7 separate regions of the Homo sapiens genome follow, and all the other regions are linked to region 7. Evidence: chromatin loops called from intact Hi-C (ENCODE). Cell type or tissue: MCF 10A. All regions are shown on one strand.

What was found. Peaks named below come from ENCODE experiments on the same cell type or tissue, not always from the same donor. Only the 100,000 strongest peaks of a DNase experiment are listed, where the experiment ranks them.
Region 1: a loop joins it to region 7, with 17 times the contacts of the local background. A loop is called at or near these places in 4 of 110 quality-filtered maps.
Region 2: a loop joins it to region 7, with 8 times the contacts of the local background. A loop is called at or near these places in 10 of 110 quality-filtered maps.
Region 3: it touches region 7 in a loop (14-fold over the local background); 53 of 110 quality-filtered maps call a loop at or near these places.
Region 4: it touches region 7 in a loop (21-fold over the local background); 87 of 110 quality-filtered maps call a loop at or near these places.
Region 5: it touches region 7 in a loop (14-fold over the local background); 21 of 110 quality-filtered maps call a loop at or near these places.
Region 6: it touches region 7 in a loop (14-fold over the local background); 5 of 110 quality-filtered maps call a loop at or near these places.

The regions. Positions count from the first base shown.
Region 1 is chr1:231,723,570-231,727,569 of GRCh38, forward strand. The region is part of intron 3 of DISC1 (DISC1 scaffold protein); the gene reads left to right. The region is part of intron 7 of TSNAX-DISC1 (TSNAX-DISC1 readthrough (NMD candidate)); the gene reads left to right. Among named protein-coding and RNA genes, the nearest start is that of DISC2, 93 kb to the right of the region's middle. In MCF 10A, a CTCF peak has its summit at 1,783 (motif pointing right); a DNase peak (open chromatin) is centred at 1,812.
Region 2 is chr1:233,110,783-233,114,782 of GRCh38, forward strand. All of the region lies in intron 21 of PCNX2 (pecanex 2), which reads right to left. Among named protein-coding and RNA genes, the nearest start is that of NTPCR, 160 kb to the left of the region's middle. RefSeq lists an enhancer at 3,820-4,000. In MCF 10A, no CTCF peak of the experiment used is centred here; DNase peaks (open chromatin) are centred at 2,329, 2,879 and 3,659.
Region 3 is chr1:233,170,657-233,174,656 of GRCh38, forward strand. All of the region lies in intron 17 of PCNX2 (pecanex 2), which reads right to left. Among named protein-coding and RNA genes, the nearest start is that of PCNX2, 120 kb to the right of the region's middle. In MCF 10A, a CTCF peak has its summit at 1,735; no DNase peak of the experiment used is centred here.
Region 4 is chr1:233,239,030-233,243,029 of GRCh38, forward strand. The region is part of intron 8 of PCNX2 (pecanex 2); the gene reads right to left. Among named protein-coding and RNA genes, the nearest start is that of PCNX2, 55 kb to the right of the region's middle. RefSeq lists a silencer at 3,894-4,000. In MCF 10A, a CTCF peak has its summit at 2,241 (motif pointing left); a DNase peak (open chromatin) is centred at 2,232.
Region 5 is chr1:231,754,555-231,758,554 of GRCh38, forward strand. All of the region lies in intron 4 of DISC1 (DISC1 scaffold protein), which reads left to right. All of the region lies in intron 8 of TSNAX-DISC1 (TSNAX-DISC1 readthrough (NMD candidate)), which reads left to right. Among named protein-coding and RNA genes, the nearest start is that of DISC2, 62 kb to the right of the region's middle. In MCF 10A, a CTCF peak has its summit at 2,407 (motif pointing right); a DNase peak (open chromatin) is centred at 2,447.
Region 6 is chr1:232,219,689-232,223,688 of GRCh38, forward strand. It overlaps the pseudogene RN7SL299P. Among named protein-coding and RNA genes, the nearest start is that of DISC1-IT1, 300 kb to the left of the region's middle. In MCF 10A, no CTCF peak of the experiment used is centred here; a DNase peak (open chromatin) is centred at 2,293.
Region 7 is chr1:232,628,522-232,632,521 of GRCh38, forward strand. It overlaps SIPA1L2 (signal induced proliferation associated 1 like 2), which reads right to left and starts at 1,612. Exons shown (of 23, transcript NM_020808.5): 1 at 1,348-1,612. It overlaps LOC124904551 (a long non-coding RNA gene), which reads left to right and starts at 2,061. Exons shown (of 2, transcript XR_007066943.1): 1 at 2,061-2,915. RefSeq lists silencers at 1,390-1,489, 1,550-2,029. In MCF 10A, CTCF peaks have their summits at 245 and 2,274 (motif pointing right); DNase peaks (open chromatin) are centred at 280, 1,680 and 2,320.

The DNA.
Region 1 (4,000 bases), 900 kb before region 7:
GCCTGTCCAGAGCAAACATTTTAAAATATTGGTCCTATTCTGTCTTATAACAGTCTGCTCTGGTGATTTTTGTCTCATCAATTGGATTATGACACTGTCAGCCACTGTTAGTGTTATTCTCAAATTCAGTCTTCCATTCATCTCTCCTTCCCTTCCCTGGCAGACAGACTTCTGCAGCCACTGGGACTGTTGGGGTGAGGAAAGGCAAGAACCGATGTTTCATTCTCTCCCTCCCTTCTTCCTCCCTCTTTTTTGTTGGTTGTGGGGTGGGCTACATCTTCTTACCCAAACAACCAGGAGCATTTGTTGGCAAGTTTATTGTGCCCAGTGCCGATGTCTGGACAATTAATTCCCTAGGTCAGTGGCTTTCACAGTTTGTGATGGTGACTCCAGGAAGGAAACTCACCATGACCCTGTATATACATAGAACAAAAATGCAGCCCACTCTGATATTGTATTTGTTCTATTCTAGTTCATTAAAAGTGAATGTTGGTCTTCATCCTTTAAATGGATATTGTCACCTGCTAATAGATTGGACCAGTATTTTGAACAATGGCCTTGGTACTTCATTTGGCTTTGCATGCTCAATTGTCATATCCTCTGTGTGGGGAAGGGGGCAGGGCTGCTTCCCTGGGCTGTCTCCTGGGATGCCCAGGGGCCCTGCCTGCCTGCGTGGGTCCTTGGGGACCTAGAAGTTCCGGTTTTTCATGAAACAGCGGGGCTCTAGAAGAGCCTTTTCCCTTATCCTGACTCTTCCACCCTGATTTCTTCCCGAGGACTTCTTACTATGTTTAAAGATGGCAGTGAAGTGGCCTGTGGGTTCTAGAACCCTGCAAACACCGCCCCAAGTGTGATACCAGTTTACCCTTCTTGTAGACATCCCCAAACTTCAAGGTGATTGTCTTGAAGCCCTTCACCCAGGAGAGGGAACCAGCGTACAATAACCGCTGTGCTGCAGGAGAGGGGAGGTAAAGAGTTGTCACAGCCTTGAGCCTAGCTCTTCCCCCAAAGGCAGTCTCTCTTTTCTTCTTCCTTCCTTTAGTCATCTGTGTATAGACACAGATGCAAACTTTTCCTGGAATTCCTAATCTTAAGCAGTCTTCAATAGGAGACCTGGCTTCAGAGTCTGTCCTTAAACAGTGAGGTGCCCTGTGTCTTTTATTCTTAACTGTGGCCTATCTCCACTCAAATTTTGGCATTTGGCGTTTGGTTGTCAGTGGTTATTTTACATTCTCAAGTGTCACTGTCATTTGGTTAGGGTAGTTGTCAGGGTGGTTCTGAGAGCCAAGTGTGTAGCATAGCTTTGTTGTTACAAATGAAAAGGCCAGTTCCCATTTAACCAGGTACTGCTGGCTTTCTCTACAGGATTTGGTCTACATCCATTAGTGCTCTTTGTTGTCCATGTCACTATAGGAGAGATTCCCCGGGACCTACAGGGTCACTGTCTGTTTCCAGGATCAGTGAGTCACTCCCTCGTGGCCTGTTATGGCTTTGTGTGACCACAGAGAGGGTCACGGTGGTGTGGAAGCAGGGAGGGGGAGTCAGCCCTCGCTGTGCAGCAACCACAGTGACGTCCCCAGTGATCAGGCTTCGTGGGGATGCTCAAGTCCCTCTTGATGATCAGCTCTAGTGATTCTCATGTTCTGCACGCACAGAATACATCCTGGAATAATGGTGGTGAGGTAGGAAACTGGCAAGACTTATTTTGTGTTCACAAGCCTCCTGACCCAAACAGGATCTGGTCCAGACAGGGTCAAGTGAAGAAACTGACGCAAACCAGCAGATGGCGACAAAAGCCATCCCTAACTGCCCTTATTGCTCATTAGCATAAGACATCCCACCAGCCCCATGACAGCTTACAAATGCCATGGCAACTACCGGAAGTTACTGCCCCTTTCCTAGGAAGTTCTAAATAACCCACCCCTCAATTTGCACTAGCTCACCCCTTAATTTGCCTGTAATTGAAAGTGGGAATAAACACAGTTCCGAGAGCCCATATGTTGCTGACTCTGCATTGCTGCCTATGAGTTAGCCCTGCTCTGCGAGGAGCAGTACGCTTCATTAAGATGATTGCTGTCTAACACCACCAGGTCGCCCTTGAATTATTTCCTGGTTGAAGTCAAGAACCTTCCTGGGATAAGCCCCAGTTTGGGGGCTTGCCTGTCCTGCATTGTTGGTATTTTCCGTTTGCTGAGAAAAGTTCAGTTAGTGCTGCCTGAGCTGGCTGAAGGCCCTTCTGGGCTGGGTCCATATGCCCAAGAGGGTGACACTGGCTGGTCTCGGGGGTGGTGTCTTTGAGGGAATGAGATTGGTCCTACGAGTGCTGGAGAAACTGCACACTGAAATGGTGTAGCCTAGCATTGTTAGGGAGTGGCAGATAGGAGCAAGAAGCTGAAAGCAGGGAGCAGACAGGAAGGAGCACATCCCCTTTCCTCCTCCAGCCTTGCAGTCTCTTTGGAGCTGGCAGCAAAGTCAGAAACATGGTTGGTCTACAGAGGTCCAGCCTCAGCATCACAAAACAGAAGATAAAAAGATATGTTTAGAGGGGAGAGACAATAGCTTAATAACAGGCACAGCCCCAAAATAACATTTTGCTTTTCCATGTTATGAACCAAGTGAGAGATAACATGAAGGCATGAAGAAGATGGAAATCTAAATATCAGCATCGTTCCTGATAACATAACATTATGGAATGTGGCTTGGGTATATGGCAACAGTGGGCTTCCTAATACCAAACCCCAGAACAAGAATTGCCCATGCAGCTGTGGGCAGTGATGAGCTGCAGGCACCTTTTTTTTGAGGCCTGGCCTTGTAAACCTGAGTTTCTGGAGGAGCAGAGCAAATGAGTGCTGCCCAAGGTCACCTGGCCTCCACCAAGGAGGGAGAGAGGAAGCACTGAGTTACACATGCTCAGTCTTAGGTCCCAGTTTACCAGTGGGGAAATTCAGTCTATCTCCCTGGACAGGTGAAAGCAGCGGGGCAACAGGGAAAGCCCCTCCTCATGGATACCTAAGGGCAGGGAAGACGGGCTGTATTCCCTCCCTACATAATGTAAAAGACAATATTCTCAAAAGCAGTTGACACAACAGGGGCCAGTTCTTATAAATTGATAGTATCACCCCAGAATGTGTTTGGGCAAAGGCAGTTTTATAAGTGGCCACATGATCTGGTTCCATGACATGCTGCTTAACTGCTCTGTCTTAATTCAGGAAGTGGTTTTAGAATATCAGGAAAAGAGAGACGGATGGACTGCATCATCTTTCTAGAAATATCATATCCATAATCACATCCATGATCTCTCTCTTAGCCTATGATGGACAAATAAGGGTCTGCAGTGAGATTTTACCCTTCCCTGCAAGAATCTGGGGTGTAACTATTCAGGATTATTCATTAAGAGAGGGCTCTCAAGCTAATAGAATCAACCTTGGATTAAGGCTGGCATAGTAATGCAGTCAGTACTTGGTAATTAGCAATATTCTGATTCTTTTCTTAAAACACCAGCTCATCCCTGCCTGCTCCTGCTTGTCTTCAGGTGTCTGCAAGATGATAAAATGGATGAACATAGCACATGATTATCCGTGGAATACTCAGAAACTATCATCTCTCGTGTTATAGCTTGCTTTTTCTCTATTTTTCATGGACACCTGTGCTTCTCACTCTAATTTTACATTGCACACCTATAATGGATTCTTATTTTCTGCTACTGATATTTTTGCTAGTGTATAAGATAGAATTTCATATATCAACATGTCCCAGTATTCCTCAGAGGGCTTAATGACTTCCAGGTGGTTCAGAACCACTGATGCCTGGGGCCCTAAAGGGAGACTGCTGCATGTCCTACATGTGTGAATGGAGGACAGAGAGCGAGTTTAGGACAGGGGGCAGGGATGGACATTTTACATTTTGAAGAAGTAAACACTGGGCAAGACTGGCCATTAATTCCTCCTCTATTTGACCATCCTCTGGGTGTTGGGACTCACTGAATATAGGCTGAGTTTCA
Region 2 (4,000 bases), 480 kb after region 7:
TAAAGTGGTATATTATTTAAACGTAATATTATTTAAATTTAATATATATTTAAATTTATATTATTTAAATAATATACCACTTTCTGTGTAGTGTAACAACACCACACATATACCTTTAAAGGCAGATACTGACGAATTAACTTTTATATTCCTAATATAAGAGAATGACTTTTAAATGGCACAAATAATATGTCAGTAGAAGAAATAAAATGGAATAAAGAAGTAGTTCAAAGTGACATCCCCTCAAAGATTATCCTGTTATCCTTCTCTCCACTGCCCTGATCACTTGTCTCCTTCTAGAGACTCTTAAAATATTTGGCATATCATTTTTTATCACACGGAAAGTCGTACAGAATCTTGGCAGCAAGAATGGGCACTGGAGTCAGACCCGGGTTCTGATGCTAGGTCTGCCTCTTATTAGTTGTGAGATGGGTTTCAGTCCACTGAGCCTCAGTTTTCTCATCTGCACAGCAGACTGGTGCCTACCTACCTCAGCAATTTATTGTGAAGATTGAATGAGGTCATCCATGTACATTTTTAGCTCAAGAACCAGAATATTATAAGTACTCATAAATACAGGTTATTTTACTGGTTGCACTTATGAGATTGTTTCAAAATTATTTATTTTTCATTTTTTATTTTTTGAGACAGAGTCTTGCTCTGTTGTCCAGGCTGGAGTGAAGTGGCATAATCATGGCTCACTGCAGCCTCAACCTCCCAGGTTCAAGCGATCATCCCACCTCAGCCTCCAAAGTAGCCTCCCAAGTAGCACCACCACACTTAGCTAATGTTTGAATTTTTTGTAGAGATGGAGTCTCCCTATGTTGTCCAGGGTGGTCTTGAATGCCTGAGCTCAAGCGATCTGCCCACCTCGGCCTCCCAAAGTGCTGGGGTTACAGGTGTGAGCCACCACACTCAGCCCCAAATTATTTTTTATATGTCTGTCTCTCCTGCATCCCCCATTAGAATGCACTGTCATTGGCAGCAGGCACTGGTATTATTTACAGTTTTACTTTTATCTTCTAGAAGATTTGTAGGATCATAGTAGGTATTTCAGTTAATGCTTTTCAGAAAGTGAAACAAGTGACTGAAGGCCTCAGGTATTGTTCCAGTTCATCAAGCGCATAGGCTATAGGAGCTTGGGTTCAATGGAATTTTTCCGATTACTTCATGATTCTCATTTACATGTCACATCTTTGCAATTGCCACTGCTTTTTCTGATAAGACAGGTATTTATCCTCTCTTCCTCCCTGGATGTTTCAAATTTTATAGTAACTATCTCAGTCTCATTCATAGCCTTTCTTCACCTAAGGTAGAAACACCATGGTTTGGACCACTCAAAGTACTTCCAAAACTGCTAGTTCAAGGAAAGAAAGAATGGGAAAATCTGTGACCTTGAAGATCTTGTCCTAAATATGAGCACCTGGTATAGAATTGAAATCTGCAGGTTCCAAATGTACATCCTATAAAACAAGATGCCTACAGCCAGCACAGGAAGGCACATGCCAGTGGTCAGCCTTGCAAGGAAAAGGCTTCCCTGGCGCTTCACCAGATTGAGTTCTCTATTCTGGAAGCACTTTAAGGAGGGCCTTTCAGAGGGCACTCCTAGGTGCTGAATGAGCAAGGTTTTCAAAATTCTTTCAGCAAGTGAGTCTAGAGTTGTCACCTGTCTTGAATTCCTGAAGCCACTCAAGTAGCCTTTGTGCCTTAAGCACACCTTACTTCCCTGCTCCTTAGAAGATTTACCAGCTCTGGCTCTTCAATTCTCTCTATTAATGAAGGCACATCACTGCCCAGAGGGACTGCAACATTTAACCAGTGAGAATTCTCTCTTTCAGCAGAGAATGCTGCAAACTTTTTAAAAAGATGGGCGTTCGTAAATACTTCTTTGATGTGTTAGCGGGATGAATGTGTCTGTGTAGATCTTTGAACAATATAACTAAATTCACATATTTATTATAGTATACTTTGGCATGAGAATTAAGCAAAAATGAAGAAAAAAATTTTAAGTCTTACATGCTAGGCTTGATGTCCCAAATGGGGAGAAAAAGCTGACTCTTACTTTGAAGGCTGAAGGGCAGAGGAGTTACTAGCGTGTATTTCAGCCCCTCCCATGAGATGAACTGCAGTAACTTGCATGGTTTGAGTTAAGGGAAATCATCCTCTTTGTGTGTGGGTGCCGTCCTAGGGAGGAGAAGACAAGAAAGTGGATGTGTTAGGCTGTAAATCTTTAAGGGATGTGTAGGTTCTGTGCAGGCACTTTCCTGCAATTACACAATACAACACTAAGAATGCAGCCACAGGCTGTGGTCACAACGCAGTGAGCTGGCCAGTTGGGTGACATCAGCTTGTCATCACCAGGGTAGATTTACAGCTAGAAGCAGATTGTGGTTTATTCTTCCTGGTTTTGCAAGAGGGATTCTGATGACTAGACAGCACAGAGCAACAAACTCACAGCTCTACTGGCCCTGTGCTAACTCCCCACTGTGAACAGGACAGCAGGCAGCAGCTAGACAGCTGAACAAGATTCATAAGAAGCCAAGAAAATCAAAACATACACCTTGAGAAGCCAGAGGAGGAAATCTAAGTAATCCATAGGCTCAGTCTAAAAGCCTTGCTTCTCCCCGTACTCCCTTCCCCCACCACTATGAGTCAGCATCTCTCTAGAATAATAAAACGCCACCCAACCCCTGCATCCAAGCTAAGAGTTTATTTCTCAAAAAAACAGTTTTCCATCTCGGAAGCTCTCAAATGAATTCAGTCAATATGTGCTGAGTAATTATTACGAGCCTGCCTCTTGTAAGATGTTGTGTAAGGTAGGAAAGAAAGAAATACAGCAGTGGTCTCACCACTGAGGCATTTCCGGTCTTCCTGGGAACACAGACGCACTAGAGGTGTGTGTTCTTTGTTTTCAGGCATAGTGCAGAGCTTGTGAAATTCTTTCCCTGAACCATCCTGGGTGGCAGCTGAGAGTGCAAATGTATCCCTGAAAGCCCAGAAAATGTGTTTTGCCTATGCAGTGGCTGCATGGAACTTCTGCAAACCAGTCTTTACTCCTGAGCCTGTGCAGACTCGAATAGCACTGAGTTCAAGTCAGCCTCTGTAAGTGACTTAGGATATGCTAATGAACAGTCATTGTAAGAGAGCAATATTCAACATTCCGGAGTTTTATTTCATATCTACTCTGTGCCTGACTGTGTTCTGCAAATTGGGGTTCTATCAGTAACCAAAAGAGACAAAGATCTTTTCCTTCAAGGAACTTAATAATAGTGGGAGATACAATAATATAATAAACAATTATAAAGTGTGTTATAAGATGATGACGGCTATGACAAAAAGGTAAAAAGTAGTGCAAGTACTTAAAAGGGTGAAAGGATTGGAAACCTGGGGTGAACGGTGAAGTAGGGTAAAATTACAATATGAAACTGGGTGGGTCAGGGCAAACCTGACTGAAAAGGTGAGATCTGAGCAAAGGCTCAAAAAAGGATCGAGTCCAGTGGATATCAAGGGAGGAACATTTAAAGACAAAGGAAACAGAGCGTGGAGTCTCCAGTGGCAGCACATCTGGCATAGTGGAGGAACTGCAAGTCTACCTGGGTTGGGCATGAGGAAGAACAGAAGAGGAGGTCAGAGCAAGAACGGAGACCAGTTGGTGCTGGGCCAGTGTCATGGGTTTGCCTTTTACTCTGTATGAAGTGGTGAGTCATTACAGGGTTTTGGGCAGAGAAGGTACAAAATATGGCTTGTGATTTGAAAGAAAGACTTCAGAGACGTTTGGTTTCTGCTGTGGCATGTAAAAAGCTTGGAAGTTATTTTTACAAGAAGAAGAAGCTGGATAAACAGAAAACTGATGGCTCGTCTCAACCCATCAGATCACTGATATTGCAGCGGTCACAGAAAACTCTGGACTACGGAGCGACAGGCGCATCCAGAAAGTCACAATGCAGATTAGCTTCTGTGGGGCAAAAGGTGCTGTGGCCATAAACTCCTAGGAACATTT
Region 3 (4,000 bases), 540 kb after region 7:
CATTATTATGACTCTAAGTGCTTTCAGGTTTTATTTTCTCATATTTAGGCTTATAATTTACCTGGAATTGACTTTTAAGTATAGTATGACATATTAGTCCAATTTCCTTTTGTTATTTGTGAATCACTTCTATTTTTTAGTTTTCCGTTTTTCCCTCTGTTTGGATTTGGAAGCTACATGCTTTGTTTCTATTCCTTTAGTAGTTGCACAAAACATTCCAACATGCATACCTAATTTATCACAGACCAAAGTTAATGGTACGGGCTGAGCAGCCCTCATCCGAAAATCCGAAATGCAAAACACTCCCTTCCTTTGTGCGTCACGTTGGTGCTCAAAATGTTTTGGATTTTGAAGCATTTCAGGTTTTGGATTTTTGAATTAGGGACATTCAATCTGTATCTTTATTCTTCTCTTGGACATTACGAAGACCTCTGACGACTTGAAGTTCATTTCTCCTCTCGTCTAAACTTGTTTATTATTATTATCATGTATTTTCATTCTACCTTACATTTTTTAAGCCAACTATATAGTCTTATCATGGTTTAATGCAGTTAATATTTACTCAGGTTTGCCAATGTACCTGCCACTTTCTTTTCTTTTTGTTCACTTGCAAATCAGATCTTCCATCCAAGACCACTTTTTTTTTTTAAATCTTTTTTTTTCTCCTCAAATTACTTTTAACACAAGGTCACTTTCTACTGAAAAATATCTTCAGAATTACATGTAATGAGGGTCTCTGAGCTTTTGTTTTTCTAAAATTTATTTTGCCTTTATCCTTAAAAGATATTTTCACTAGGAGTAAAGTTCTAGCTTGGTAGTTACTTTCTTTACACATCATTAAGTATATCCAACAACTGTCTTCTGGCTTCCATGAGGGCTCTTGATAAGGGAGCTTGCAGCCTCTCATCCATTTGAATGAGATCTGTTCATTCTGTTTACCTGCTTTAAGTTGGTCTGTGTGCTTGGCATGCTGCATTTTCACTATGGCTTGTCTGGTGCGGATTCTTTTTTCTTTAATTTACCCTACTTGTGATTCACTGAAATTCCTGAATCTCAAGATAAGTGTCTTTCATCAATTCTGGTAAACTCTCAGATATTATCTCATCAAATATTGATTATGCTTCAGTCTCTCTCTCTTTTTCAAGGAATTCTGATTGGATATATTTTAGATTTTCTCACTCTATCCTTCAAGTCATTTCTCTTTCAAATTTCTTGATTTTTTTTCTTTTGTCAATTAGTGTTATGTTCTGGGTACTTTCTTCTCTCCTTATCTTTCAGTTCACTAATTCTCTCTTCAGAGGCATCTAATCTCCCATGTGTGGGGTGTGTGGTGGTGTATATTTCAATTGATTCATTTGTTTGTTTGTTTGTTTAGGAAATTCTATTTGGCTCTCTTTCAAACATGCTGGATTGTTTTAAATATTTTCTATGGTCTATAAATTTTAAAGCTTGCCTTTTACTTCTTTAAGCATCTTAAGTATAGTTGTTTTAAAATCTGTGTCTGATACTTCCAATATCTGAAATATTTGCAGACCTGTTTCTGCTGGTTCCTTATTTCCAAGTTTAGGTTAAAATTTTTTTATAGTAAGCTGTGCATTTTCCCTAAAAAAACTGGTTTGGGAAACACTTGGACAAGGCAACCTTCTAGAAAGGATTTATGTTTGTTTCTGCCATGAGGCGTTTCCAATTGGGTACCACGTTAAATGTCTTCATAAATTGAGGGATTTGGTGCCATCTAGTTGTTTGAACTTGTGCTGCAAATCCATGCAAACTTATGACTTCTCAAGGATTCTCTTATTCTGCTCAATCATGAGGTGAGTCTGCTTGCACTTCCTGGTGTGGAGGGTGGTAGAGCTGACTTCCTGAGGATCATCCTCACTCTGAGAGTGTGGCACTTTGGTGTCCCAGGCTGATGATCCATGGTCTGGCATTGGACACCCACCTGGGCTTCAATTCCTGTTCTCCATAGTTCGAGGTCTGAAAAACAAGGCTTAAGGTCCCCAGGTTGGGCAAATGCTCTTGGGGCAAAAGCAGCTTCCTGCCCTGCTTCCTCCAGGTACTCCTGTTCAGTAAGATTTTAAGCTGATAATTCCTTATTATTTTGTCAGGTTTTGTTACATTCAGGAAGAGTTTTTTTGTATTTTATTCAGAATTTTTAGTTTTAATCAGCAGTAACCTGCCATAATATCAGAAATGAAAAAGTCCCACGTGACTTTCCTCGTTTTCTTTTCCCTCTTCCTCTCTCTCACTTTCTGAAACTCTTAAATCCCTCTCTCATTTACATTGGTGTCTGGCGAGGGACTAGCACATAAGATTCATTTTTCTTTCCCACTGCTAAACAATTACCTCAACACTAGACTCTGAAAATCAATTTTTGATTGTGACATTTAATTTTGACATAATACATTCATAAAAGAGTCTGTCTCCTTTCTGTGTTTTTCTGATCCACTAATCCCATTCTCTGATCTTGGATAGTCTCATACTTTTTTCTGATTATTCAGTCTTCACTCTTTTTTTTTTTTTCTCTTTTTAAAGACAGAGCTTCACTCTTGTTGCCCAGGCTGGAATGCAGTGGCGCGATCTCGCTGCAACCTCCACCTCCCGGGTTCAAGTGATTCTCCTGCCTCAGCCTCCCAAGTAGCTGAGACTAGAGGCATGTGCCACCACACCTGGCTAATTTTGTATTTTTAGTAGAGATGGGGTTTCACCATGTTGGCCAGGCTGGTTTCGAACTCCTGACCTCAGGTGATCCACCCGCCTCGGCCTCCGAAAGTGCTGGCATTATAGGTGTGAGCCACCATGCCCAGCCCAGTCTTCACTCTTAAATCTAAAAGTGCTAAGTTCCTTTTTCTTATGCTTCTTTCTCAAGTTTTTAAAAACTATTAGCTGCTATTCTTCTAAAGGAACCTTAGAATCATTTATCAATGTTGGGAATATAATGCCTTTGGAACTGTTTTGAATTATATGAAACCTACAAATTCATTAGAAAGAATTGGCATTTTATAAATCTCAGCCTTCCTATCCAAAATCAGGTTATGTCTATCTCCACTTATTCAGAACATCATTTACATTTTAATAAACTGCGGTAGTTAGTTTACTTTATTTGTGACACTACTTGTTAGAAATCATTTCCATTATCAATTCAGACATTTTGTTGGTATTGTGAGTTGGATCACATTTTCATAGGTTATTTCTGGTATGTTAGAAAGTTCTTGCTTTTCTAAATTTTCTTTTCTCTGGTTGTATTTATGAATACTCTTATTAATCATAGTTGATTATATAGTATGCACAGAAAAGTTTTATATACACATATAAATCATCATTTTTTTCTTTTTCTCTTTGCTCTTTACTCTTTACTATTTTGCTTTTCATTTTATATATACATAAAACAAATATATAATTTAAATTTTATATATAATATATAAAATTATATATAAATATATTTAATTTGTATATTATATATAATAAATTATATATTATATGTAATATATAACATATTTTATATATTATATAGTATTATAATAAATATGTATTTAATTTATATTATATATTATATAAAAATTATGTTATATATTTAATTTATATTTTATATAAATTATATATAATATGTAATATATAATTTATATTTTATATAATGTAAAATAGCAAACTATTAATATTATTGAATATTGTTTTAGAAGTTCTGGCCAGTGTAAGGCTGCAAAGAGAAAAAAATGAAAAATTTATATATAAATTTATATATAAATTTTTGGATTTATGGTAAATCCGTGCATGTTTAACTAAGAAATATATTAGCTTTTCATATACTGAACATTTTAAATTCACTGTGGCATTTTATATAGTACTTCACACTCCAACTCTCAAAGGAAGCTTAAGAACCCCTGTTCCAACATTCCACATCTAGCAGCATGGGACCAGAAAAATCTAGATATTATAACCAATGATTTAGGAAAAGACTGTTTGAATTTTACACATAAGAATTAAATAGGCTTTTTTTTGT
Region 4 (4,000 bases), 610 kb after region 7:
ACTCTGTCATTTCACATCGAAATACAACAGAACTGAAATTGCAATGTTGACACAAATTCAGAGATATCTTAAACGGAGCACATGCCAGAACTTCACTACAAACAAAAGATTAAGCTAACTACATTGTAGGTAAGGTAGGTAATGATCATAAATAGGCAAGAGTGGGAAAAGAAATGTACGCTTCTGTGCAAAAAAGTAGAAGGTGTACAGCACCCTCTATCGCCAACTGAAATAAACTAAGAATTGACTACGACATAATGTGTAACGAATGGCTGTTTTAGAGCAGTCTTCCTCCTACTAAGGTGTCCTGCTAGGAAACATGATACAAAGGAAGTGTCAATCAATACATATCAGCTTAATTTTTCCATATTTCTTAGTACATTTCAGATTGTAAAATAATAATAATAATAAACATCATTTTCCTATATAAGCCATTTAAATATCCTTTAAAAAATCTATGGGTTGATTTTCTATTTAAGATCTTTTGGGTCAGTTCTAGAATTAAACAGAACTAGGTTAAAGTATACTACTCACTATCTGTGACTATAAGCATGTTGTCTTCCTACCTTAAATCCTCCCTATTAAATCAGGAAGATATTTTCCTCGTAGGTATCATTGTGAAAACTAAACCAGACTATGTATGTAAAGCAGTGAACACTGCCTTTCATATATTATGTACTTCATAACCATCCCTGGCCCTTTTTACTTCCTTTTGTTGATATAGGATTGACTTTGCTTTTTCTTATATTAAATAGCAACATAACTCCTATGCTTTTATGCAAATGGTATATTAATTTCAGGTGTCTCTGTTAGCAGGCATGGGGGAAGAGTATCTTGCCCTCAAATCACACCTAATCCTCCTTATTTTATAAAGACAGTCTCAAACAGCATATTAACTTCCCTCTTAATTAACCTCTTTTATGAGGGTTGAGTATTCCAGACAAGGCATGGGCATATAAGAAAGATTCTCTTCTGAGCTTAATGACTGGTATATGTCTGCATCAGAAACCTGTATTGTCATCTGTATTGTCATGTGTATATGGGCTCTCCATTTGGCCAGGAGGAAATGGTTACATGCTTACAGTAAGCATTGCTCAAATGGAGACGTTTCCCTTATGTGATATAATTCTCTGGTGTCCTGATAGTGTAGTTATAATCCAGCTTGCCCACCCAAGTACCAAAGAGACGATGATGTCCACAAAAATCACTGAAACGGACAGGTGGACAGGAGCGCAATCTTTGAATAATTCCAAAGTCTATGTTCTTTGCTAGCGTCTCTTCTCCAAGTATTTGCTGCTTATTCTCTCTCATTTTTTTTAAGTTATAGACTGTGAGCAGCATAATCATCTAAAAAGACAGTATCTTAGTAACTTAAAGCCAAAGCGTTTCCCACATTAATACATATAAAGTGAAAGCGTTAAGTTTCAAGAGACATTTTCTCTTCCTCCAAAACAATAATGGAAATGGAAATATCCCAAGCCTGTAGTAACTATTCTGTGAACTACAGTACACGATACTTAGCACATCTGGTCTCAATTATCCCGTTCTCTGGTGAATCTTTGGTAAACTAGTTTGGTTCAGGGCTATAGCAGAGATAAGTTTATTTAAGCTAGATTGAGCTCCAAGCAATAGCAGAAATAGTGATTAATGGTGGAAATTTCTAAAAGTGCTGCCACTAGAAGGTAATAAAGACGGGCCTGGGGCTAGGATCTAGTCTGGGCCAGAAGAGTGCACTTCTGTATGGAAGGAGTTGGGCCTCAAATTGACCATGACGATATTCCACCATACTGGACTCACCAGGTTTCCACCATCTGAGCTTCTACAAGCAACAGACAGTCAAAATACATGTGCTTCTTCTACACTGTCTCACTGATATTGGAAAAACATTTCTTGAAATTCTTCATCTTCCCCAGAGTTTAAAGACGATAGCCTATCACTCTCAGAGAGAGGGCCTCCCTTTTTCTGCCTCTTTCCTTGTTTTTCAGGCTTCCTCCAGGGACATGGGCACAAGGCGCATAGAGGGACACAGAAATGAAAGTCCCAGCAACATGTTCAACATGTAGGATGTTTAACTAAAGCAGCACTGTTCTGAAAACCATAACCTGTTATTTTGAATTTTAACAGGGATTCTTGTTCAATTCTCCTTTTATGTGACAGTAAAATTTGTGTGAGTATCGGAGAAAAAGGCAGCAACACCGTGGAAGTGAGGCAAGGCTGGGAGCATGGGACCTGACTGCCATCATGTGGCAGCAGTGGCTGTTGCCACCGGAACAGAACCACACTGAGCGGCAGGGCCAATTCTCAGGCTTTCAGAGAAAATGCCCCAGAGAACAAAAGTCTTTCTAGAATCAACCTCACAAACCTTTCGTCCTTATGCCTCTATGCCTGGGTGAAAGTACAATCTCTTTCTAATACGTCTAAGAAAACAAGATAAGAATGACAGTGAAAGGAGCAAAGAGTAAAAAGTGAAAGCCAAAAAGAAAGGACATGGAAATTTGGGAGGGCAGACACTATTCCAAGGTAGACCCAGGTGATCATCTGCTTCTTGCCAATCTTTTCCACCTCCATGTGATCAAAGGCACCAAGAACCCACACAAGTTTTTCAAATTTGAAGCAGCAAATACCTATCTCTCTACTATCCAAATTAAGTGAGTGACGCAGCTATATGCATCTCTCAAATATTTGTAATAAAAGACGAAATTTCTAAACTATAATTGAATGGCACATGGTACTGGGTATATCTAATATCGAGAGAAGTCACAATGTTTTACTCTTCATTTTGAATATCTAGTTGACTTGTTTTATTGCCTCACATTCCTGTTCAGCTATTCCAAGTCAGAGTGTCACTATTATTTCTTCTGACTAAAGTTAAAAACACAGTCTAAACAGACATGATTATTTATTGCCGTTTTCTGCCTGCTTATCTTCTTTGGGAACCAGGTAGATAATTAAACATTGTGGCTTTAGAGGACTTTCCTGAAAGTTAATCCCAATAAGTAAGAGGTTTTGTTGAGATAAGGGTCAGAGAAGCTGATAATGTCAACAAAAGAGTAAGAACTCTGAGGAGGTAGTAAAGATTAAGTACAGGGCTTCAATCCACCTTTGGAGTATGGTACACAGTGGGTTCAGAGATATACGGCAGCTTTCAAACATAAGCCTAATTTATAAACTAAAAATATCTGCTAGATCTTTGCTACGATAATTCAAAAACAAAAGCCATGAATAAGTGAATTCAGATAAATATTTATATTACCATCCTACTCTTATTTTTTAAATAAAAACAAGTTGAAGTTCCATCCTTGATATAAAAATCCCCCAAAAAAGTACTGCAAACAAATTTGCTACAGAATGACTCTTCCATTCAGTAGACTACCATGCCTATTTTGTGAGTTATAGATCCTCAAAATGAATGTAAATATCATGTCTTTCCAATCAGATTTCACTGGGGAGCAGATGATATGCATTTTGCATGCATTTCCATTAGATTGCTTATGACACCGTAAAAGCCAGATTAATACTTAAACATGGTTATAGATTGTCCATAGAAGAAAGCTCTGCTATATTACTTGGATTCATTTATACACAAAGAAATATAAATATTTGCTGAACAAAAAAGAGAAACTATCAAGCTTTAATTACAAGATCTACTGAGTAGTAATAAAACTTCACTCTGCAACAAACCCTCTGCACTCAAAAACACATTTCAACTTTCTAAGCAGCTTCACCTCCAACTTCCTAGGCAGATAGCCTACTTCCACTTTGGTTTTCTAGGCAGATTAGCAATTCCAACTTTCTGGGCAAATTAGTTCATTTTGGCTCTGAACTACTGAATCAATCTTGTGTTCTGGGTAATAAAATACTCAAGTGGATTTATCCTCTGGCAGTTTTTCCTACTAGCAATTCTAAAGGCTGCAATTCAAGCTGTAGTTTCCTCATTCTGGTTTCTGGGGAAAGCAGAACTGTGTTAGGTAATGTTACCAAAGATACCTGCTCTATGGAC
Region 5 (4,000 bases), 870 kb before region 7:
CCTCCCACCAGGACCCACCTCCAACATTGGGGATTACAATTCAACATGAGATTTGGGTGGGGACGCAGATCCAAACCATAGCAGAGAGTGATGCTTTTATTCTGGTCTTGCCTAAGTTTTTGATAGAATATGATTAACTAAAAGCCAGTGTCATGCATTCTTAATTATATTAGGTTACACCATAAGGACATCTCTTACATTTGACTGTTTGAAACCTGTCAAACATTTTATGGGGTTTGACCTAATAAGGCCCCCAGAAAAGTATAGGCCTTTATTAAACATTTATCAAGCCAATATTAACTGTTGGCTTACTTTATGAGCTATCATCCTCTTTCCTTTTCCTTACAGGAGTTGTCTGTATACTATGCCAGTGAATGTTCCATTCACTTTTTGAGCTCACTGTGACCTGATTTCTGTCTCTATCACTCCTCAAATATCTACCAAAGTCAGCAATGACTTTCTATTTGCTAAATTAAAAGACATTTTTCAATTCTTATTCTGCTATGTATCATGGCAGTGTCTAGAATTTTTAATAAATTCATTCTTAAAACTCCCATTTCCCTTGGCTTTCATGATTTCACCCTTCCTGGTCTTCTTGCTACATTTCTGGCCATTCTTCTTAATGTCTTATGAGCTCCTTCTCTCCCTTTCTTCTTAATTTTTTTTTTTTGAGACAGAGTCTCACTCTATTGGCCAGGCTGGTCTCAAACTCCTGGGGTTAAGCAATTCTTCCACCTTGGGCTCCTGAAGTGTTGGGATTACAGGCATGAGCCACCATGCCCAGCCCCTTTCTCTTTAATATTGTTGTTCTTCTGTCTTCTGTTCTAGCTTTTCCTCTCTTCTCACTTTGTATCTTCTTTCTCAGTGGTCTCAAATGCTCTGAGTCTTCAGATACTGTTTCTATACTATTTTTTCCCAAATTTCTATCTCTAGCCCTGATTTATCTCCAGAATTCCAATCCACAATTCAGTTTTCTATTGAGCATCTCCCTTATTTTTACTTAATTTAGTATCTTTTTATCCTTAACATTACTATCTCTTTATCCTTGCCTTTTACTAAGTTTGCTATCTTTTAAACTAAATTTACCGTTGTTCTCCCCATTCAGTTCCTTCTCCTATATCCCCAGTCTGAATGACTTTCACTGCCATTTACCCAGTTACCCAAGCAAGGACTCTGAGGCATCTCTGGATCCTCCCTTTCCATCCCTCCCCACAGTCATTGGTCACCAAGTCCTGTTGTGTCCACTGTCTGTCTCTCTCATTTCCACTCACTTGTCTCACCTGCACGTCAGTGCCTTAGTTCTGGTCTTTAACACTTTAAATCTGGATTATTGCAGTGGTCTCCTTGCTGGTATTTCTGATTCCATTATTACCACCTCTCATTCATCTTCCACAAGGCCATGATAGAAGTATTATGTTATGCTCAATGGCTCCCCATTGCTTGCAGGATAAAATTCATGTTGCTTAGCATGACATTAAAAGTCTTCACGATCCAGCCCCTGCCCAGCTGCCCAGCATTTAACTAGACATTACCAGCATCTGCAATAGACACTTACTGAAATATTATATGTTACCCCCATGTTCTGAATGTTTCTAGATTCTATGATCTTGCTCATGCCCCATTGTTGTTACCAACTATTTCCCATTCTTCCAGACTTAGTGAAACAAATATCCTTGCAAAGCTCTGCTCATCAGTCACACTGCCTCTCCCTTGAATGACAGCATACCTTGAATGACTTCACTTCTGCTTAGGTCTTAAATACATCTGTTTTCTTGAATATCTGTTTACTCTGACAGATGATAAGCTCCTTGAGGACAAGACTGTATTATATTTATCTTTCTATTTCTAGAGACTAGAATAGTGTCTGGCCCATAATCTGTATTCTATATTCATTGAATGTGTGAATGTGACACATATGCATATGTAGCTATATATAGGTTCACAAACGTATATGTGAATATCGAGAGAGAGAGAGAGAGAGAGAGAGAGAGAGAGAGAGAGAGAGAGAGACTGACTTCACTTTATTGGGATTCAGTTGCCCTAGAGGAAAATGCTCCTTCAGCTTTTCTTCTGAAATTGCCAGCAAGAAGGAGTTGCACAGAATCTTGACAGAACCTTGGATAGGAGGTCATTTCTGGTCCTTTCTCTTCCACCAACCAGCTGTATATGGCTTGGTGTAGTTATTGAACCTCTCCAAACTCCACTCCCTTCATCAGAAAATGAGGGGGTTAAATTAGATCACTGGTTTCTAAACTAAAGTTATTTATGTATTATTACCGTAACTAGAAAATAATGAGTTGAAATTAACTTTCTGAAATTTTTCTAATGCATATTAACACAATTACCTAGTTGCTAAAATTTTTTTAAAACCTGCCTTTCAGTGTGCCAGCTACCCACTGCTGTTTTCACAGTGACCACCAGGGGGCCATGGTGGCAGGCTGAAGCTCACACAGCCCAGAGCCTGGACAGAAACCGCTCTCACAGGCTCTCCGAGTCAAGGGGTATATATAATATTTTTGAATGAGTGGTGCTTTTCCTGTAGAAATAAAATAGTTGTATCAACATGAACAATGTTAAATACTAATTAATAACTCAAATAAGTGCCTGCTAACCTTTTTGGGATCAAGTATTTATTTATTTTGAGAAGCTGATGAAAGCTATGGACTTCCTCTATTGCAAAACCACGTGTACACATGTACATATATGAAAACTATTGAGTGTATTTTCAGGAGACTCACAGATCTCCTGAGTTATTCGTTCACTCCTTAGAGGGTCTTTGGTTCCCAGGTTAATAAAATTTAGTTTAGGATAAGATTTAAGAAGCTGTAAACATCCAGATACAATCAGATCCTTTATGTTTTATTATTTTTGTTGTCACTTTGTTCTTAAAAATCACAATTTAATTCAGCTTTTGAGAAACACTGTTTAATCCTCTGAACTCGTGTAGAAGAGCACCCTGGGTTATGTTCAGATCCTGCCAGCAGCCAAGAGAGCTTTAACTATCTTCAGGGGTTAACTAGGTTCCTCTGAGGGCAGATATCGGTACTCAAATCATTTGACCCCTCTTCTGTGGGGTCCTCTGGCCCAGTGGATTTGCTTGTTGGAGGAATAACTTTTGTGATATCCTCTTGATTCCTGTGGGAAGTTCATGTATCTTTGCCACAACAAATGGTATATGCTCAGGCCACCCTATAATAGACCCTCTCTGCCCTGCTAGGTCTCTCTAATTCCTTTTTCCCTGGTTTACGGGGCAGCAACACATCAGAAGTGAGTTCCTTAGACAATGCTGCAGCGGACAGTTTGGGTGCCCTGTGTCCCAATCCCTCGGCCTCCCTCCGATTCCCTCCACAACTGGGAACCGTGCTCACAGTCGGCTTTCCACTCAGGCACCCAACAGGTTTATCAGGCCTGTCTGCACAGGTGTTCTCGGAACCTGTGTGAGGAGGGGTGGGGGTGGATAATGCCCCAGCCTACCCAGCCTCTTAGGGAACAGTTCTGAGGCATGCTCCACACTGTTTTTTTTTTTCTTTTCTAGGAGGTTCCTACTACTAGGAACCTTTTGGCCAATGGGTTCCATTTGTCCGTGTGGTGACCAGCTCCACAGTGAACCTTTTATTGAATTTTCCTCTTTCTCACTCTAGTTTCTTGGGAATCACTTCTTCAAAATCAACCTGTACTCAGGTCCCTGTCTCAGGCTCTGCTGTTAAGAGAACCTAAATATAGACAGATATCCACATTAGAGAATTAGATGTCAGTCTTCCTTCTTGCAGGGCACCCCCAATCTTTGTGAGTGAATCTAGTGGATTTTTTTTTTCCCACTGGGTTTGAGTAGAAGAGTTTACTCCCATGTGGGCCAGGTTTGGATAGGCAAACCATGGGGTAGGGGAGAAAAACGCGTCTCTCATGAAGACCCATTTCCTAGATGGCCAACAGGTGGGTGGGTATTGAGAGTGGTGGTTGATTGCAGAGGTGCTGGTTGAGCAGCCCCAGGGGTAGGATG
Region 6 (4,000 bases), 410 kb before region 7:
AGAACAAATTAAGTTACATATATAGAGATGGTTTGCTAACAGCAAACTACAAATGAGTATCTACAGGGTGGCTATGACACTCCAAACACTCATCAATTGTTTTCTGTTTGCAGTCTACTTTTGAATACTAAAAGTGTGGGCCCACCTAAAGGGATTACAAAAGTATAGACCTGGTTCGCAGCAGTTACAGCTCCATCAGTACTGCAATTAACAGGGGCTCATGGTCTTTGTCAAAGCGGGCCTGGTCTTGCCATCGGTCCAGTAAACCTTCTCCCTGGGCCCGTCTCTGGCACTCACTGTTCCCCTTTTCTCACTCATGCCTGTTGCCGGAGTAATGTCCTCTGGCGATGGCTCTGGCCACATTGCGAAGCCTTCCCTCTTCACCCTCCCAACAAGTTTATCTCCATACACTCCATTCCCTTCTGCTTGGGGCCCATTCACACAAGCCCTCCCTGACAGATGTTAGAGTTAACAGTGTGTGTACTGAGTTGTAGCAAAAAATAAATTTAAACATGGATCAAAACTGGGCGGCTTGCTGAGGAAGTGTTTCCAATCCACCTGGGCATGCCACGTTTTGTTTGAACTCATTGGCTTCCACACCGGCTGTGTGATGGGGACATGCCACCCTAACCTCTCTGTGGGAATGCCAGGCAGACAGACGCAGAATGAGCTCCAAGGGCCCTGCTGGTAGTGCTCAGTCTTGAAAAGGTCTAGCGGTTTGAGTCTCTCTTCAATGAGATACTCTAGATTTTGTAACTCTGCAAAGTTTTTATTGATCTAACATAAGTCCATTTCATCTAAATGGTTATGGTTTCCCAGCTGTGAGCCAGATATTGTGCTAGAAGCTCATATAGAAATAGGAACCAGGCTGGGTGTGGTGACTCGTGCCTGTAATCCCAGCACTCTGGGAGGCCGAGGTGAGGGAATCCCTTGAGACCAGGAATTTAAGACCAGCCTAAGTGAGACACTGTCTCTATCAAAAAAAAAAAAAAAAAAAAAAAAAAAAAAAAAAAGAAAAGAAAAAAGAAAAGAAAAAAGAAAAGAAAAAAAAAGAAGAAAAGAAAGGGGACCCAGATACAGCCCTGCCTTCAAGGAGCTTACACACTGTACTAGAACGGTTTCCAAAGTAATGAGTAAGTTGTCTGGGCTGTACTAGAAGGCTCTACAGAGTAGGCAGCCTTTGAATAGGTTCCTAGGGTCTTAAAGAATAGTCAAGAATGCTGGGGCAGAGTTTAAAAAGACATAGGGCATGAAGGCACACACAGCTGGGCCATGGTGGGTGTTCTGGGTCAGCCTAACTCTGTCAGAGATGCTTCAGGAAACTTCCCAGCCAAGGCCTGGGCAGAGGAGACAGCTAACCCTCAGCTCCAGCTAAGTGTCACCATGTGGAAAGCAGGCTCAGCTTGGCCTCCTCTCTGAGCTTTCAAAAGATGTTAGCAATTCAGATTTCACACACACACACACACAAAAATTCCTTGATTTTTCATTGTTGGTGACCAATTCAAAGAAAAAAATGGCCATTTAGGCCAATTGCAACAGATGCTGTGGTGCCCCAAACACAGCCAGTCATCTTCCAGCTGCTCTGAGCATCGTGCTTCCTTCCCTTTCCCCAGCCTGCATTTCCCTTCACCCCTGCTCTGCCTCTCCCCTTCTCCAGCCTGCATATTTCTTCCTTCACCATCATAGGTGTTTCTCTCTTTTTCAAAGACAGTTCAGTAGAGTGGAACTGTCACAAGTTTTGAAGCCAGCCATCCTAGTAAAATTTCAAGCTGCCATTTACCATGTGATTTTAGGTAGGTTTTAGGTAGGTCTTGTTCTTAATGTCCTAAATGGGCAAAAGTGGGTAAGAATACCCACACCACAAAGTTGTTGCAAGATTACATGACATCAGGTCCATAAAGAGCTTGAAACACGGGTGCATAGTGAGTCTCCCTGCCCCCAGTTTGCTTCTTTTGTTTCATTTCTTCTTCCTCACTTTCTCTGTTGATTAGAAGAATTAGGCAGAATAAATGCTACGTAAAACACCAGATAAAATTTTCTTTACATTGTATTTTAAGAAAAACATGAAATTATATAACATAGTTTTTTATCTACATAGATTCTAATTTTTCTCTCTTTTTTTTTTTTTTTGGTATTTCATACCTATAAATTAGTGGGCAAAATTCCCAGTAAAGAAAGTTGTCATCAGAAGCCAAGAGTGTTCCAACAGTGGAGAGCCCTTGCGCCACCCAATGAAGTTACACCATGCACACCTGGTGAATCATAGCTTCCCTCCCAGAGGCTGTGTTCTCTTTACTTCCTAAGAAGCAATGGTGCATTCTCAAGAGCAATGAACATGAAGTAACGCAGAGCACATGCCAGACATCTGATCCTTCTGGCCATAGGTGCTGAGTCAGAGATAGAGCCTGGCACACCTCTTCTATCGTATTTTTCCATTTTTAATGTGCAAAGTGAGGTGCTATGCTAAAATCCTGTTTTCTTCCAAGTGTTTTATGAGGCTTGCATATGCACTCTGAATCATCATTTGATTTGGTTTATTACAAAGGATACAATTCAGAAACAGCCAGGTGGAAGAGATGCATAGGGCAAGGTGTAGGGAAGAGGCATGGAGTTCCCATGCCTCTCTGGGTGCATGACACCTCCCAATACCTTAATGTGTTCACCAATTTGGAAGCTCCACAGGTGTTTCCTGAAGATCTTCCAAAGCCAGGCCCCAGGCCCTGCCTCTATAGAACTGATCTGTCACCTGAGACTCCAAGTGCAGCCCAGAGGAGGTATTTGGAGCATCAGCTTGAAATTCTGTAGCTAGAGTTCAGAAGAGTAGGGTGTCAAACAGGAGCTAGAGAGAGGAGTTGCCTGGCTATGATGCTGGAAAAGAGGAAGGCCTGGTTAGGGTTAGTCCATTATCCAATACAAGGAAATTCGTTTTGAGAAATAAAATTAAATGCTAAGCCCCCCAACCTACTGAAAGGACCATCTCTTGGTCAAGGGGACCACAGAGCAACCTTGAAAACTGGCTTCTCAGCCATGATGGGATGGGAGATCAGACAGACCTAGTTATACCTGCTCCTTTGCTAACCACAAATAGACTTCCGTCCCTAAAGGCTGAGCAGATACCAGCCCTTTCAAATCCACCACTGATACCAACAAACTGTCTAACACTTCCCCTCCTTTTATGCCTCATAAGAGACTCAGCTACTCAGAAGGCTGAGACTGGAGGATCCCTTGAGCCCAGGAGTTCTGGGCTGTAGTGTGCTATACCAATTGGGTGTTTGCACTAAGTTTGTCATCGATATCGTGACCGCCTGGGAGTATGGGGCCACCAGGTTGCATAAGGAGGGGTGAACTGGCCCAGGTCAGAAATGGAGCAGGTAAAAATTCCTGTGCTGATTAGTAGTGGAACGTGCCTGTGAAAAGCAACTGCACTCCAGCCTGGGCAACATAGTGATACCTATCTGAAAAAAAATAAACAAATAAATAAATAAGAGCCCATCAGCCACCCAGTGGTTATGACCAATCTACAGAGAATTTCACATCCTCTGCTTTACCTTTTGATGTCAGAGGGCTGACACCTTCAACCCCAGGTCATGCTAACGCCACCATTATTTGTACATAGGACGAATGAAGGGGCCTGAAGCTCCACTGCACATGTGCATGTTTCTCTTTTCATGAATATTCATGATCCCTCCCATAGCCTATTGAATATGTATATTTGACCACTCCATTCAACATAATTTTTTTTTCCCTTTGCCCCTCCCTCAGAGTGCCTATTTCTGGCTTCTGGCTTCTGGCTTCTGGCCAGAGGCTACATTTCCCAGTCTGCCAGAATGGCCACCTGCAGGCTGCAACCCTTTATGAGAAATAAAGCTCCCTTTTCTAAATTTATGAACCTCATCATTTTTCAGTTGACAATTGTATGGGCACTGGGGAGCCACTGAAGGATTCTTTACTAAGAAGAAACATATCAAACTGGGCTTCAGAAAGATTATGCTGACTGCAG
Region 7 (4,000 bases):
AAACAAGCATTCTTAAATGATGTAACTAAATACAGTAACCAAGTTGTCTCTTGAAATTCAACTTTGGGAATGCCAAAAATAATAGGCCACCTCTCAATATCCGCAAAAATATCGGTATGTGTAGGTTTTCTAGGAAAGCAATAAAAAGCAACAGTTTGGGAGATCTTTTTTCTTCAATTACTAATTGTAACACTAGAAAAATTACAACCTAGGCTGCACACAAACGCGACTCAAATGGGCAGTTTACTAAATGTCTGTCATAAGAAAGCCATCTAGTGTTAACGTTTAGAATGGAGACTGCAGACAAAAGAGGCAAAGAAAAGAAAAATCTGTGCGACTATTTTGAACTTACTGGGCAAAGACATGAGAATCACCAAGATTCTTTGAGGGTTTTTTTCCTTGTTTTTTTTAAAAAAAAGCCATCCTTGTCAAAACCCAGTCTCAATCTAACCAAAATCCAAAATGTCTACAATTTTGTTTTGACCAAAATCATGTTTTGGTGAGCACAATTCCGTAACCAATGCACTTGATTTTTTCCAATACTCAGGCCAGAGTCATCTTGGGCTGAATTAATTTAACTCAAGCAGGTTAATGATGACAAATATCTCCCACAGGGGTAATGCCAAGTTGTTCTCTCTTTCCGAGAAGCCTCGGCTCTCTCTTGCAGATGATGAGCCGAAATTGATTCTTTGGGTTTGCGGCACGGCTGAAAATTAATCTGTAGGTGTTCCCAGGGATATTCCCAGGACGTGGGCAAACTACCCTCACTGACACGGGAAGACCCGGAGAGGCCCAGGAGCTGGCAAAGTGGGAAGAAAGGTCGCGGTGAGTGAGAAGAGCGCTCGCCGGAGGCTCCCGGTCTTACAAAGAGGGATCCGTCCCGGTGAGGGCGCGCGCTCCGGGCGCACCCCCTCTAGAAGGGGAATTAGCCCCGCAGCAAGTTCGGCGTCAGCTGGCCAGGCGCGCCGGGGAAGCTGCGTCGGGCAACCGCGAGCCCTTCCAGAGAGCGTTAGTCAGAGCGAAGTTCTGGGCACCTGGAGAAGACCCTCCTCAGTGCCTGTGTCGCCGAGACGGGAATAACCTTTCAGCCGATCGATAACTTGGAGAGAACAGGCGGCGGCGGCTCCTCTTCCAGCCGGGGATCGGGAGCGCGGGCGCATCTGCGTCTACAAGCCGGACCCTGCGCCGCGACCCTCGCACCCCCGCGCCCCTCGCACCCCTCGCCGCCGTCAGCCCCCCAAAGCGCCCCGAAGGGCATCCCCTTCCCCTTCGGGACAGTCCCCGCCTGGCCGCAGGCATCCCGAACCGACCCTCGCCACGCTGCCCGTCGGATTCCCCGACACGAACCTTCGCAACGCCGTCCGCCGGAACCTGCTACAGCCTGTGCGCGCCGGGCGGCGCGTACCCGGGCTGCCGCCTCGCCGCCCGCCGCTGCCCGGGGCTGCCCATCGGCCCGGACTCTCCCCGCGCCGGGCTCCGGCGGAGGCGGCCCGGACCCGCTGGCTGCGGCTGGAGCTCTCGGCCTGCGCTCGGGCGGCCGGCGGGGGCGCGGTGCTCCTCCTCCGTCCTCCTCCTCCTCTCGCTCCGCCAGCTCCTCCCGGGCTCCCAGTCTGCCGCGCCGGCTCCCGATGCCACCGCCCGCCCGCCCAGCGGCACCGCCCCCCGCCCGCTCTGCGGGCTCCCATTGGTCGCTGCCTGCAGGCCCCCTCGGCCCCGCCCCACGATTGGGCGCGGACGCCGTCAGTCTCACCGTCCGCCCGGCTCCGGGCGCAGCCGGTGCGCTGTTCCCAGGCCCCGCGGCGCGCGGGAGCTGCGCGTCCAGGAGGGGCCCGGACGCCCTTCTTGGGGAGGGGGCTGCGGGGCGCATCATGAGCGGCGCTGGGCGAGCTCGAGGGCCGGGCAGCCTACCTGGACCCCGGCTTCTAGAGAGCCGTCGCCGTCCTTGTCGAGACTCGCTTTCGCCCCTCTGAGGAATAAGTTAAAAACCGCGAGTCTGGTTCTGAGCCGCCCCCTGGCGCAGGCGCGACCCCACCCGGCCCTCCCGTCTCCCAACTTGGGACAGACGCGGCGGCCGGGCGGTCGGATCCGTGAGCCTCGGCCGCTGGGGCTACATACACAGCCCAGGACGCCACAGAATCGCCGAGGCCCCGCGAACGCCCAAACGGCCGCAAGTCGAAGTGATCCCATCTGAAGAAGACAGCGCGAGGAAGCGAGACCCTGCTGTGTGCCGGCCCCCGGAGGGCGCCCCGGGCCCTGTGGGTCGGAGGGTGGGGAAGCACAGAGAAACACGCAGGCAGTAAAACGTTAGGAGGACAGGGGGTGCCAGCGTGCAGGAAATGCTGCTAAGAGACCTTTAGGAGCCAAGGGGAAAACGGAGAGATTGGCAGTTCCAGGCACCCACATCCCAGCGCGGTCCGCTCACCCCTTCCTCCCTGCCCTCCAGGCAGCGCTCAGCCCACGGTAGAAATGTCTTGCATCTTTTTTCCGACGAGGAAGAATTGAACTTTTTATACCCAACTTTTCTGCTTTCTTAGAAATGTTGACTCACCTGTGAGGAAGCATTATTTGAAACTATTATTGTAAATTGCTTGACATTTGAATTAGATGCTGAAAGATTAAAGGGTCTCAGAAGAATCTTTTAAGCTAGACTGGAATTGACTCTGCCTAAATGGACAGCAACAGTCATCTATACGCAGGAATAATAAAGCAGGTGGAGGCAGCCTCTAACTTACCTTCCAGCCACACCGTAGAATTTCCTGAGCAGGCTTTTTTGTCAGAGTTTTGAGCTGGGTTCCCTGAGACTGGATTGGGGCTTTCAGTTTCTCCCCTTCTAGAGTCAGACTTCTTCCTGAAGAAAAAGTGTTATCTCTACTTCCCTATCACAAACACTTCCTAGAACACAGCCCTGTTAAAAGGTAAATAGAGGCGGTCCTTCCCACACTATATTTCTCTGTGATCTGAAGCATGTACACATTATACAATCTTTCGTATCTTTTTAAATTATAGGTATAATCTGTGGGATTAGATATAACTAAACAGGTCAAGAAGCAATCCTGTGACATAATACAATTCCTGAGCACTCCAGGTTTTGATGAGTTTCCCAATTGTCACCCCATTATCAGCATTTACAAGATTGTCATGTATTCATTTAACAAACATTTATGAAGCCGGGCGCGGTGGCTCAAGCCTGTAATCCCAGCACTTTGGGAGGCTGAGGCGGGAGGATCACAAGGTCAGGAGATCAGGATCTTCCTGGCTAACACGGTGAAACCCAGTCTCTACTAAAAATACAAAAAATTAGCCGGGCGTGGTGGCAGGCGCCTGTGGTGGCAGGCACCTGTAGTCCCAGCTACTCGGGTGGCTGAGGCAAGAGGATGGTGTGAACCCGGGATGTGGAGCTTGCAGTGAGCCGGGATCATGCCACTGCACGCCAGCCTGGGTGACAGAGTGAGACTCCGTCTCAAAAAAAAAAAAAAAAAAACAGATTTATGGAGATCCTCTGATGTTCCAGACCATACTAGGTGCTGGGAATATAAAATGCACAGGACATAAGGCTCGGCTTTTCAAGAGCTCACCAACTCACAGGTGTATCCTCATATGTTGTAGATACTCTACAAGAGGTATCAATGTTATCTCCTGTGTACTCAACAAAACCCTGCAGGAGGAGCAGCCGTGAAGGAACTTTTCCTGGGAGTGCCTAGGGAGGACATGATCACATTTCACCTTATTGCGTGTTTCATTGTCTATAAGGGCCTTGAGGAGAAGAACCACATCTCCTCCAGCATTTTGATCCCTAAGGCACAAATCCACTACAATCCGGAGCAGATCCTTGGTCAGTGGGTTGTCATTGAGGTGGGTCTTAACTGCTGCAGCTACAAATGTACACTGTCTAATAGATGAAGAGGAACCCATCCCTTTGATGTGTTCCTTAATATCCAGTACATAATGATCATATATGGAAGGAAGTCTGACCAGACACTCTTCGATGACGGTGTTAGCC